Linked DNA regions of Mus musculus: region 2 is linked to region 1. A link is a contact called in ENCODE Hi-C or POLR2A ChIA-PET data. All regions are on one chromosome and are shown on one strand. Each heading gives the region's core, a stretch centred on a gene start or an enhancer-like site at or near the end of the contact. The rest is flanking DNA. Distances are from core to core; before and after follow the strand shown.

The links. Hi-C counts contacts between places; a loop is a spot of excess contacts on that map. ChIA-PET counts read pairs that join two places held with the same protein, here RNA polymerase II (POLR2A).
Region 2: a loop to region 1 is called in a map of gastrocnemius, with 2.1 times the contacts of the local background. The contact joins the promoter of Slmap here to the enhancer-like site in region 1. A Hi-C loop is called at or near these places in 14 of 37 maps with a recorded cell type or tissue (adrenal gland, gastrocnemius, heart and 1 more). POLR2A ChIA-PET finds 5 or more read pairs at or near these places in 3 of 5 experiments (Patski and embryonic stem cell).

What each region holds. Positions count from the first base shown.
Region 1 is chr14:26,485,150-26,490,578 of GRCm38, forward strand. The region is part of intron 1 of Slmap (sarcolemma associated protein); the gene reads right to left. Among named protein-coding and RNA genes, the nearest start is that of Gm24031, 9.8 kb to the right of the region's middle. Within about 2 kb of position 3,674, at least 1 of the 3 ENCODE cell types and tissues checked has a DNase peak (open chromatin) inside an H3K27ac peak, as active enhancers do; it is gastrocnemius, where a contact is called at or near this core.
Region 2 is chr14:26,531,853-26,537,725 of GRCm38, forward strand. It overlaps Slmap (sarcolemma associated protein), which reads right to left and starts at 2,772. Exons shown (of 23, transcript NM_001310445.1): 1 at 1,476-2,772. The coding sequence starts at 1,673.

The DNA.
Region 1 (5,429 bases), core at 2,424-4,923:
AAAGTTCATGGAACAAGGTTCAGTACTATTTATTTTTTAAAACTTTGTTGAAAAGCAAATAAAAGTCTATAACATAGATTATGGACCAACAGCTTATTTGTACATTCTACATATAATTAAAAATAGCAGCCTTTTAAATAAAAAATAATAAATCAGTATTAATGCATGTTCTTTTTAAAATCGACCATGCTATCTTTGGTCTCCACTTAGCTGGTCCATGTTATTTATATTACTTGCTCATTTTTTTGTTTGTTTCTAGTCTAATGGCTTCCAAATACCTTAGAAATATAAGGCAGTTTCTGCTGTAGCCTAGAGCAGCAGTCCTGTGTGACTGTTTCCTCTCTCATGTCTCCCCATGGCACACTAGTGCCCACTCCTAGCTCTGCATATGTACATATGCACAGACTGACTCCTTAAAGCGGTATCTGTAACAACAGACTGATGCTCTGAAAATTTTTCAATGTTGAAAGGCTTTGCAAATATCCAAATAATCAGAAAGAGCTGATGCTCCCAACAAAACAAAAGCATGGTTGGGCGGGGGGAGAAGGAGGGGGGAGAGAAGGAGGGAAGGAGAGAGAGAGAGAGAGAGAGAGAGAGAGAGAGAGAGAGATCACATATATAACAGATAACAACAAATTCTAACTCCATATTGAAGATGTTGGTTCATTTAGTCCTCAAGACAAGCTCGCACATGCCCCAGGTTGGCCGCAGACTTGCTCCAAGCAGAGGGTGAGCTTGAACTTCTGACACGCATCACTCCCAAGTGCTTAGTAAAGTAGTGCGGAGACAAGCTTGGCAAGCACTCCACAAACAGCGACAGCCTTAGCACTATATGGGGGAGTTTTCTAAGTGTGGTTACAAAATGAGTTCTGTATGGACTGCAGGTAATGCACGCACGCATGTGTGCACACACACACACACACACATTTTAAATCTATCTCAACTGTCACATAAAACTGAACAGAGTGACTAAGACAAAAAGCCAAAATCCAGACCCCCACAGACAGCATTTATAGGACAAGTAGATAGTGAGATATCCACATGAGCCTCAAAACAAAAACAGAGAAAACCACTGCATGACCATATACAGGGTGACCAGACCTGAGAATCACAAAATGGCTACCAGGGGACAGTTTGGAGGACAGCAAGAGAAGTTGAAAATAGAAACATCTAGCTCAATCCAATAACCATATATACTTGGTTCCTAGTTGAACCCAGAGCCTTTCTCAGTGAAAAATTAGGCTCTACCACTATGGTAAACAAGGTCTCCCTATGGAAATTCTTAAAACAAACCAGCCAACCAAAGCTGCCTTCCAAGACACAGCTTCTCATAATGGAAAGAAAGCAGCTGGAAATGGAGTCAGAAGTGCCAACAGGGATGGCAAAAGAAAAGATCCATAAAAAGTGGAGAAGGAAAAATAAACTCATGTAGTTTTAGAACGTTTCACAAAAAACAACACAAGAGGGCGCTCTGTGAACTTGGAAACAAACTAAGGAACTTAAGGAAAAATAACTGAAGACACAAGATAGCGAGCACAGGGGTGGGGAGACCTCAGAAAAGGTCGGAGGAGGTAAAAAAATAAATAGAAAGGGTTCTACAAGAAAAGTTGGTGTCATTAAGTACAATAAACAGTGCCTAAAGAGAAATGAAAAGCAATATGGAAGCAATTGTTATAAAACCGCAGAGAAATTATCAAAGGCAGACCGCCAGGGCACCAGGGTAGTGGCTCCTCTCAGCGTCCGTCCACACAGAGACACTTTAAAAAAAGGAAAGAAATCAATAACACCTCCAGAGCCAGCCTTGCTAGAACTCAAGGAAATATGCAAACACTTAGAGCAGTGCACAAACATTCATTCAAGAACAAAGTAATATAAGTGAGCTGGTGCCAGCCACTGCATGTTTTCTCCCCAACAGGAACTCTAGGCCTTTATACTTGTGTGTGTGTGTGGGGGGGGGGGGGGGGTGAGGGAGAGAGAGAGGTCTAAACAGAGAAGAGGAAATAATGGGAAGAAAAATACTCCATGTTCCCTTTCATGCAGAACCTAGATTTTATTAGAGGAAGGAAAGGGGAAGGGGAAGGGGAAGGGGAAGGGGAAGGGGAAGGGGAAGCGGAAGCGGAAGGGGAAGCGGAAGGGGAAGGGGGAGGGTAAGGGAAAGGGAAAGGGGAAGGGGAAGGGAAAGGGAAAGGGAAAGGGAAAGGGAAAGGGAAAGGGAAAGGGAAAGGGAAAGGGAAAGGGAAAGGGAAAGGGAAAGGGAAAGGGAAAGGGAAAGGAAAGGAAAGGGGTTCTGAAAATCAGTAAGAAAACGAATGGTATCACTCACCCTTGGTCTGCCTACCCTCCAGAACAGCAGAAATCTGGACAGCACCAGTATGCATTCCCAGAATGGAACCTTGCTTGGTACCTGACTCCGGAGGGAGCAGATCAGACCGTAATCACAGATTACTGTGTATTTTAACCTCTCCGAAAGTGACATGAAGGACTAATGCAGAACTCACCTAAGTTAGAAAAGTAACTAACTTTTACTGTTTAAAAAGTGTGATTTGCCTATCACAAGCAGTGCCACGTAAGAAAAGTAATCAATGCTACATGCCACCTCAGAAGACATAAGTCAGCCAACGTTATGCACTAATAGAAAGGGAGAACCTCACAGCCGTCTCAATCTACGCAGAAAAGGCATTTGAAGGAGCACAGCACCTCTGCTTGTAAACACTCAGAGGAGGGTGGAATCAGCAGGCAGCTTCCTAACACAAAAACTCAACAACGAACCTTCAGACACAGAACAGCAACCTAACGTCAGGGTAAAACTGCAGATTAAAGCCATTTGTGTGCGACTTGGTGTCCGAAGAGAGCCAGTATAATAAAAGCAAACACTATCACAATGAAGGAAAGAGCAATGGGAAATAGTAAAGAGAGACAGCTGAAAGGAGCTGAGAAACTGAGATGTGGAGACACAAAGAACAAGGGGTGTGCCAGTGGGGGTGGGGGTGCACACGGGCCTCAAGGGTGCGGCAGACAGCCCTGGTGAGGCAGAAGACAGTGATCCTCCCAAAGAACAAGCCTACAGCCCTCACAGCCCCAGGTCCAGGGTTTGGGGCACTTCAGAGCTGCCCAATTGTGTCCCTGGCTGTGTCTCTCCGGGGCTGCTTGGCCTGTGCCACCTTGAGAGAATCCATTCTCTAAAGCTGAGTTACCCTGGATGGCCTGAGAAGTACCAAGCATAAAGAGCAGGGTTGAAGTCAACCTCACAGCCCCAGGGTAAGACAAACAGCAGTGTCAGAGTGCAGGCTGGGCCTTCAGGCAACAGGAGGCTCCGCTCAGGCAGTGATCAGACAGGGTGAAGTGATCCGTCACAGATGGTTAGGGGCTGACCTTAATCATCTTCCATGCCTCCAATCGCTGCCTGGAGCCAGGGACTCAACTTCTGGAACCACCCACCTGCCAAGAGGCTCATTGCTATAGAGCACAAGTTCTTAAACTGTGAGTTGTGATCCCCATGGCAACAGTTAAGGCTTTCTGAAAGTGCAACAACCAAAAATTAACTTTGAAAAACAACTATGAATGAATCTGGAGTATTTCTGGCAGCACGTGCTCCCACAGCACATGACTTCATGGCAGTCCTGGTTCTTTGTGCTGACATGCCATCACAACATGCAAAGCGATTATACCCTGCTGGGAACACTTGGCTTGTGCTCAGGACCAGTGTAGGAGCTTCACATACAAATAGCTCGCCCTCAGCTGGGCAGTGGTGGCGCACGCCTTTAATCCCAGCACTTTGGGAGGCAGAGGCAGGTGGATTTCTGAGTTCGAGGCCAGCCTGGTCTACAGAGTGAGTTCCAGGACAGCCAGGGCTATACAGAGAAACCCTGTCTTGAAAAAAACAAAAACAAACAAAAACCCAAATAGCTCGCCCTCATAGAAACACAATTGTTTAATTACAGAAAACAAAGACCTTTAAGTATTTTACTACTGCTATTTCTTAACATGGAAGCATCAAATTTGGATATCTCTGGAGTATATTAGGTTAAAAAGTTTGATTTTAAAAGCCTTTGTTTGTACTTCTGATTTCAAATTCACAAAAATATGTTATTTTGCCTTGGGAGTAGGACAAAACTTTCTGAATGATTTATGAAATAACCTCAAACATATTTCTGCCATTTTGTCCTATATATTTATAAGTGGTATTCTATTCATGATTATAAAATCAAAATACCGAACCATTCTGTAAAAAAATCTTGAAGATTTTGTAAGTGTTATCAAATGTTCAGACATAATACATAAAAATAAACAACCATAGCTGTGCTATTATATAATTCTGCTTTCAACCAATAAATATCAAAATTATATATATCTATATTATATATATCACAGACTTATTTTAAATTATTTTTATTATTTATTCCAAGTAAATGTTTGATTTACATATTGATTCTAGATGCTTACATACCCATAGTCACATACAAATTTCTCAAGTGACAAAGAATCGGGTGTGGAAAAACTGTAAGAAGCAGACATTAAACACTCTGCAACTACAGTGGGCCACTGTACATCCACAGGCTTCCTCAAACAGAACCTGGTCACAGTTAACATTACAGTCTGGGGGCTGTCGAGAGTTCTAGTTTAGATCTTAGATCCCCAGGCAGTTTATGCTTCAGGAAGGGGTTGTGCCCCCAGTGCACTGGGAGTCACTGAGCTTTAAGAGATTTAATTATTGTACTGTTGAGACGACCTCACCAGATAGCTTTAGCTGGCCTCAAGTTCACTTAGGTCCAACTGCCTGTGCTTCCCAAATGCTGGAATCAAAAGCACAGCCACTACACCCAACACTATTTAACAGATGGGTTCTTTTAAGATTTGTTTTTATTTTTCATAATAATTTTTATGTTTTAATTGGTAATATATTTACATCATTTCACCCTTCCCCTACCTCCTTCCCCCTTGCTTTCTAATTTATGGCTTTTTTCTTTAATTGGTGGCAGTGGTGGTGGTATGTGTGTATTAATTAGCATATAAATACAACATGTTCTATCCATATAATATTACTTGTATGTATATGATTTCAGAGGTGACCACTTGGGTACTGGATCACCAAACTGCATCTCTTCTTTAAGGAAGATTATTTCTCCTGCTTTTAGTACTCCTTAGTTGCCTATAGTTTCTTGTCTATAGTTGAGGTTCCTTGAGCTCTCCCCTTCCATGTTAGCATGTCTAGTGGTATCATTGTTGTTCAGGTTTTGTTTGGGCAGCCACTATGAGACCTATGTACCAGAACAATGGTCAGCATGGCATGATAACCCTAAAAGTTGCTGCAAGAGAAGTATACCACTTGGTGGTATCCAACAGCTCTCTAAATGCACTTAAGAACTGCTCAATGAGGCTGGAGAGATGGCTCAGTGGTTAAGAGCACTGACTGCTCTTCTAGAGGTCCT
Region 2 (5,873 bases), core at 1,522-4,021, 46 kb after region 1:
GAAAAAGTTAACACACTTTTCAGTTTTCATCCTACACACAGAATAGGTTATAACCACTATGCAAGCACACAGCACTTGGGGATCTTTCCTTCCTTTTTTTTTTTTTTAGATAGCATTTACTTAGTAATTCCTTAATTCAGTAGCTGCCCTAGCATTACTTTCTTCCTCTAAAGGCTCAAGTTTCTTTCATTTCAAAACACCACTCTTGAAGACAAATTCTTCTCTTAAAAAAAAAAAAAAAAAAAAAGACTTACTCATGTCACTCAGAAAGAGGGGGCGAAAAGTCAAGAGACAAAACTGGAGACAGTCCTATTAGTCTTATGTAACTTAGTTTGAGTTGGAATTATTTCAGTAGTTCAACGAAAGCCTTAGGTTTAGGCCCAAAGAAGAGTTCTTTAAAATATTCTCCATTCGTGCAAATTCTTGAAAAACTAAAAAGATCCTTTTTATTTTAAAATAAGTAACTAGCAAAGTACAGTGCCAAGATAAACAAGGTAAATTGGATTAAAAATTAAAAGCAAGGCCCAGCATGGTGAGCTTTAATTCCAGCACTTGGGAGGCAGAGGCAGGGAAATCTCTGAGTTTGAGGCCAGCCTGATCTACAGAGTGAGTTCCAGGCCAGTTGGTCCCTGTCTTTAAAATATATGTGTGTGTGTGTGTGTGTGTGTGTGTGTGTGTGTGTGTATTAGACAATATTGGATATAATCTAAAAATAAGCTAACTTATTAATACTAATTTTTGCATATCATCATATAATTACACATTATCTACCAAAGAAATTGAGAAGTGACTTTCAAGAGCAATAGATTTCTGTTGATCCAACTTGCAAACAGAACTCCAAAGATGTAGTTACTTACTCTAGCTTAATTAAATTGCCTTTAATATTTACAAATTATTTCATCGGGGCAAGTAAGTATCAATCGTTACAAACAGTAACTTTGCACTCCAGTTATCCTACCAGACAAGGTCCTGAGTTGAATTCAACTACAAGCCATGTGTTAACTACATTTCACCATAGACACTTGAGCCTCGATGTAACAGAGGCCACAAATTCCGGCATTGCTCTGGGAACCACTGCTTGCTTAATCAAGCACCGACCTGCAGATTCACCCTTCTAAAAGGACTGAAAGTCAGAGGTCAAGTTTCACTATCTACCTTTCCTAAACGAATTAGGGTTTGGGATTTCACTGGGAATGACCAAGTTTATCAAGAAGCCATCGCCCTGCCGAGACATTTAGTAACAATACCTTCTCTGTTTTTCATTCAACCACTTCGATTCCATTTCCACTAGAATTCAGACACACACAAAAAGCTGATTCCGAGGCCTCGCAGAAAAGTGTCCTCTGGGAAGAAACCCTGAGATCGTTGCATACATTACACCTCTCAGAGAAGGTGAAGGGAAAGGAAAGGAAAGGAAAGGAAAGGAAAGGAAAGGAAAGGAAAGGAAAGACTGTCAAACACTATAGCGACATTACCTTGCTCGTCTTGTGATCAAACCAGACGAGGGCATGGTTCCTTGACAGCACTTTGCAATCAAAGGTGGCATTATTCTGCGCTGGTCGACAGCGTGCCACCGAGCGGCCGATCTTGATGGGCTCGTCCAGGTAGACATGACGCTCCTGAAACGGGTGCGAGTTCGGGCGGCAAGTGAAGATGGCCAAGGCTGACGGCATCGAGGACAGGCTGGGGGGTGTCTGGACCAGGGACAATGAGGAGCTCCTCCAGGTTCGGAATGCTCTTCTCAAGCCTACACCCCCTAACCCCCCAAAATTTTTAAATTAAAACAAACTGCGCATTGTCTAAGCATAACCAGTGAACATCAACAACTCTTCAATTGGGCAGGAGGACAAGCCAGCGCAAGCCCCATCACCTCCTTTAAAATACAGAGGCACCTTGACCAAAAAAAGTCCCCAACTAGCAGCTTTCAGTCCATCTTCCCTAGGAAGAAAAGGCTCAAACATTGGGCAGCTTCGGCCAAGAAAACTCCTGGAAGACAGTTTGGGGACAGGAGGTATCCGAGCAGATGAGTCACACACCAGTTCTTGTGTTTTGTTTGAGATCCCGGCCGCTTGTCCCCTTCGGTAGCGGAAACGGTGCAGCACTGCAGCATGAAGAGGGTTGACTCGCGCAGCCAGGAAGGTCCTTCGGGGCTCAAGGAAGAGGCGCGGAGGACCTCCGGGCAGCCACCGCGGGGCCTCGGGGCTGAGAAGAGGTGCGGGGACGGACGAGGAGGACTAGAGGGCCAGCGGGCCGGGCTGCATTGCCCTGCTGCGCCGAGGCCGCCCGGGAGTGGCAGGGGTCCCCGGCCCAGCGTGAGCCGAGGCTGCGATCCCGGGCTGGAGGCGTGGGAGGGCTGCCGGGGCACGGGCGGCGTCTGGGTCGCGAGTCCCGGGCACCTGACGGGTGTCCCCGCGACCAGGGCGGGGACCCGGCTCTGCAGGCCGGTGCGGACAGAGCGAGGAGCTACCCCGGGGAGGCTCGGGCGACCGGGCGGGCGAGCGGGCCGACGGGCGGGCCGGCGGGAAGTTGGTTTCTCGGAGCTCTCGGGCTCTGCTGCTCAGCACATGGGCCACCTCCCCTCAGGAGCGTCCTCGCGAGGGTCGCATCGCAGGGACTGGCGGCTCCCGCAGGACGACGGGGTGGGGGAGGGAGGCTGGCCCGGAGGTGGAGGGAGAGGCCTGGAGGCCGGGGCTGGGTCCGCCGCAGCCTCCTCCACTCGCAGCCAGTGCGGCAAGCTCAGGCGGTGGCGGACGAGGCAGGAAACTTTCCGACCTAGGCGGGGAGACACCAAAACAAACGGCAGTCAGGGACCGGCGCCCGCTCGCCTCAGCCCTCGCCCCCTTCAGCCAGCCCCCGCCAGTCCCCGGCCGCTGCCTCCGACCTCGGGCGACCTCTCCTTGCTCAGGCTACGGGATTCCGGAGCCAGGACGGAACGTCGGCTCCTTCCTCCCTTGCCGCCACCGCCGCCACCACCTCCGCCGCCGCCTCAGCTTACCTTGCCAGCGTTGGCCGCCATAGTGACTCTGACTGAAACCTACCGGGTGCACCGCCACGGGAACGCGCACCCTTTTCAAGGGCCCTCCTCCGCCGGCTCCCGTGCCGTAGATAGGGGGTATCATGTGATTGACGCCGTGGAAGCCATGTTTGTCACTGGCAGGGAAGAAGGCAAGCTTATTTTTAACATGACCCCTGGCGCCATCTTTGTTAAGGGCCAGAAGCTTCAAAGCTCCAGACAACCTTAAGGGCCATTTTGGTTAAGGGCAAGAGAAACTTTGAGGGGTTGAATGTTTCAAAAGCACACACAGCGGCAACATATGAATAAGAAAGTACCTACAAGTACCTACGTGTACTAAGTGTGTTTACTACAGTTCTCACTGAAAATACTAACACGTGCGGAGAATAATTCCATGCAAAGGACATACTCATTAGCAGTCATCGTAGCTGTGGGCAACTGAGTCACTCACCACTGCTCTACAGATGACCAAATTCCACAAGTCCCTAGACTTAATGACACCTGAAGGACTTTCCTCCCTCTGCTAATTCACCGGGCTTTATGAATTCCATCCCAAATTCCTGTCCTTTTCACTGATGCGACTATGTTTCTCAGAACTCCTTCGTGGGTTCTAACGTGGAGAACAGAAAGTTGTGGGGGGTTTTTTGGAGTGGGGGAGGATTTTGTTGGGGTAATGGTAGGGTTAGTGACAGGGTTTCTCTGGCTGTCCAGGAGCCCTTTAAGTAGATCAAGCTGGCCTACAACTCAGAAATCTACCTGCCACTGCCTCCAGCGTGTTGGGATTAAAGGTGTGCGCCACCACACCCTACTTGAGACCAGAAAGTTTTAAAACACGTTTCCAAAGAGGGGTCAAGGTCGAAAGTTACTAATAGGAAAATACAGAGAATAACCCAACCAACAATCCTGAAGTCTGTGTTAAGCCTGGGAATTGCGAGGAGAAAGACCAGTATGTATGGAGTCATTGTTCCAAAGAAGAAAAAACCGTGGCTCGAGCTGAAAGAAAACCTTAGGAAAGACTGTAGAGAATCTTAATCTCTTCAAATCAGTGTTGACTTCATTCTTGAGATTCCTGTGACCACAGACTTCCCTGAGAAACGTTGGACATGGCTTTAAACTTCTTTAGGATACTTTTTCTCTTCTATAACATAATGACAAGACACAACCCCCTTGCAGAGAGGCTTTGTGGTGTCAAACCACATTAACAGTATTCATTTCATTGCTTCTGTAATGCTATGCTGTGTCTAAGTGACACAGATGAGCACAGCCTTAGTCTCTGCCCTCTGGTTATAGAACCAGTGTAGTGGGTTTGAAACTGAAGGAACAAAATAAGGCAAAGACTCTGATATATTCAGAGCTCTTCTAAAGGGAGGGAGGCAGGGACATCCTCCAAGGAGAAGTCACAAAAACTGAATGAAGAAAGGTTGAAGGACTATAATAAATACAGTATTTGTTGAATGGTTTTTCTAAATTGCCAGGAAGAGGGACATTAAGTAGTGAAATGAAGCTTTTAAAGGAATACACTCATGTGCCTGGCACAAAGGCTAAGTAAATATTCAATGCCTGAATGAAAATACCATGCTTGTTATTAGAGGATAAAGTAGGGGCAGCACAAAGTGAATTTGGACACAATAAGTAATGTATTATAAAGTCACACTAGGGGGGCTGGTGAGATAGCTCAGCAGTTAAGAGCACCAACTACTCTCCCGAAGGTCCTGAATTCAAATTCCAGCAACCCTCCATAACAAAATCTGACACCCTCTTCTGGAGTGTCTGCAGACAGCTACAGTGTACTTACAGATAATAAATAAATAGATCTTTAAAAAATAAAAAATGAAGTCACGCTAGAGTATGTGTGCATGCGTGGGCTCATGCTTGAAGCTTAAATTCATGGTAATATGAATGTCCAAGACCTGACCTTTCACACGTTTTTACAGTTCTTCATCATTTCAACAAATACATTGAATAACTACAGTATCCCAGGCATTTTGACCTAGAGAATAAAGATATACTGAAGAGTTTTATTATTAGAAGATGAAAATGTTTTGCTTCTGATAACTTTTAGCCTTAAAACAATAAAACAGACCAGGTGTGGTAGAGCATGCCTGTCTCTAATGAGGTGTGTGCACGAATTTTAAAGTTATTTATGCATTTTTTTGTTCATTCAACAAACATTTAATTGACTACCCACTAGGAGAGAGAAACTGTAAAATGACCTGGAATTTCAAAAGTGAAGAAGAGAGTGGAAAAAATGAATCCCTAAAGTTTCTTACAGTTTAGATGGAGACACAATAAGATCCTTGCAGTATTTGGAATAACTCAAAAGTATTGAGAGTACAGAAGAACAATGTAAACTGGAGCAGCATGGTGACCTGGCATTTGCATGGCCTTAGGTGCACCCTAGTAGCACAAATAGAAAATTAAAACCACCGGGCAGTGGTGGCACACGCCTCTCTCTAATCCCAGCATTTGGGAGGCAGAGGCAGGCAGATTTCTGAGTTCAAGGCCAGCCTGGTCTACAGAGTGAGTTCCAGGACAGCCAGGGCTATACAGAGAAACCCTATCTCAAAAAAAACTAAAAGAGGAGAGAGAGAGAGAGAGAGAGAGAGAGAGAGAGAGAGATAAAACCAAAATGTTGTAATAAGTCAGTTAATCTGGTACTAATGAGATTGTAGGGATAATCTCTTGTGCACTTTGTGCACTATGTAAAAGCATCACCTGTCAATGAAGAGCTGAATGGCCTATATAGCAGGAGAGAAAAGAATAGGAAGGCAGGATACCTGGCAAAGAGAGAGGAACTCTGGGAAAGACTCAGGCTCAGGAAGATGTGCCACCAATATGTAGGAGGAAGTCAGACATATGA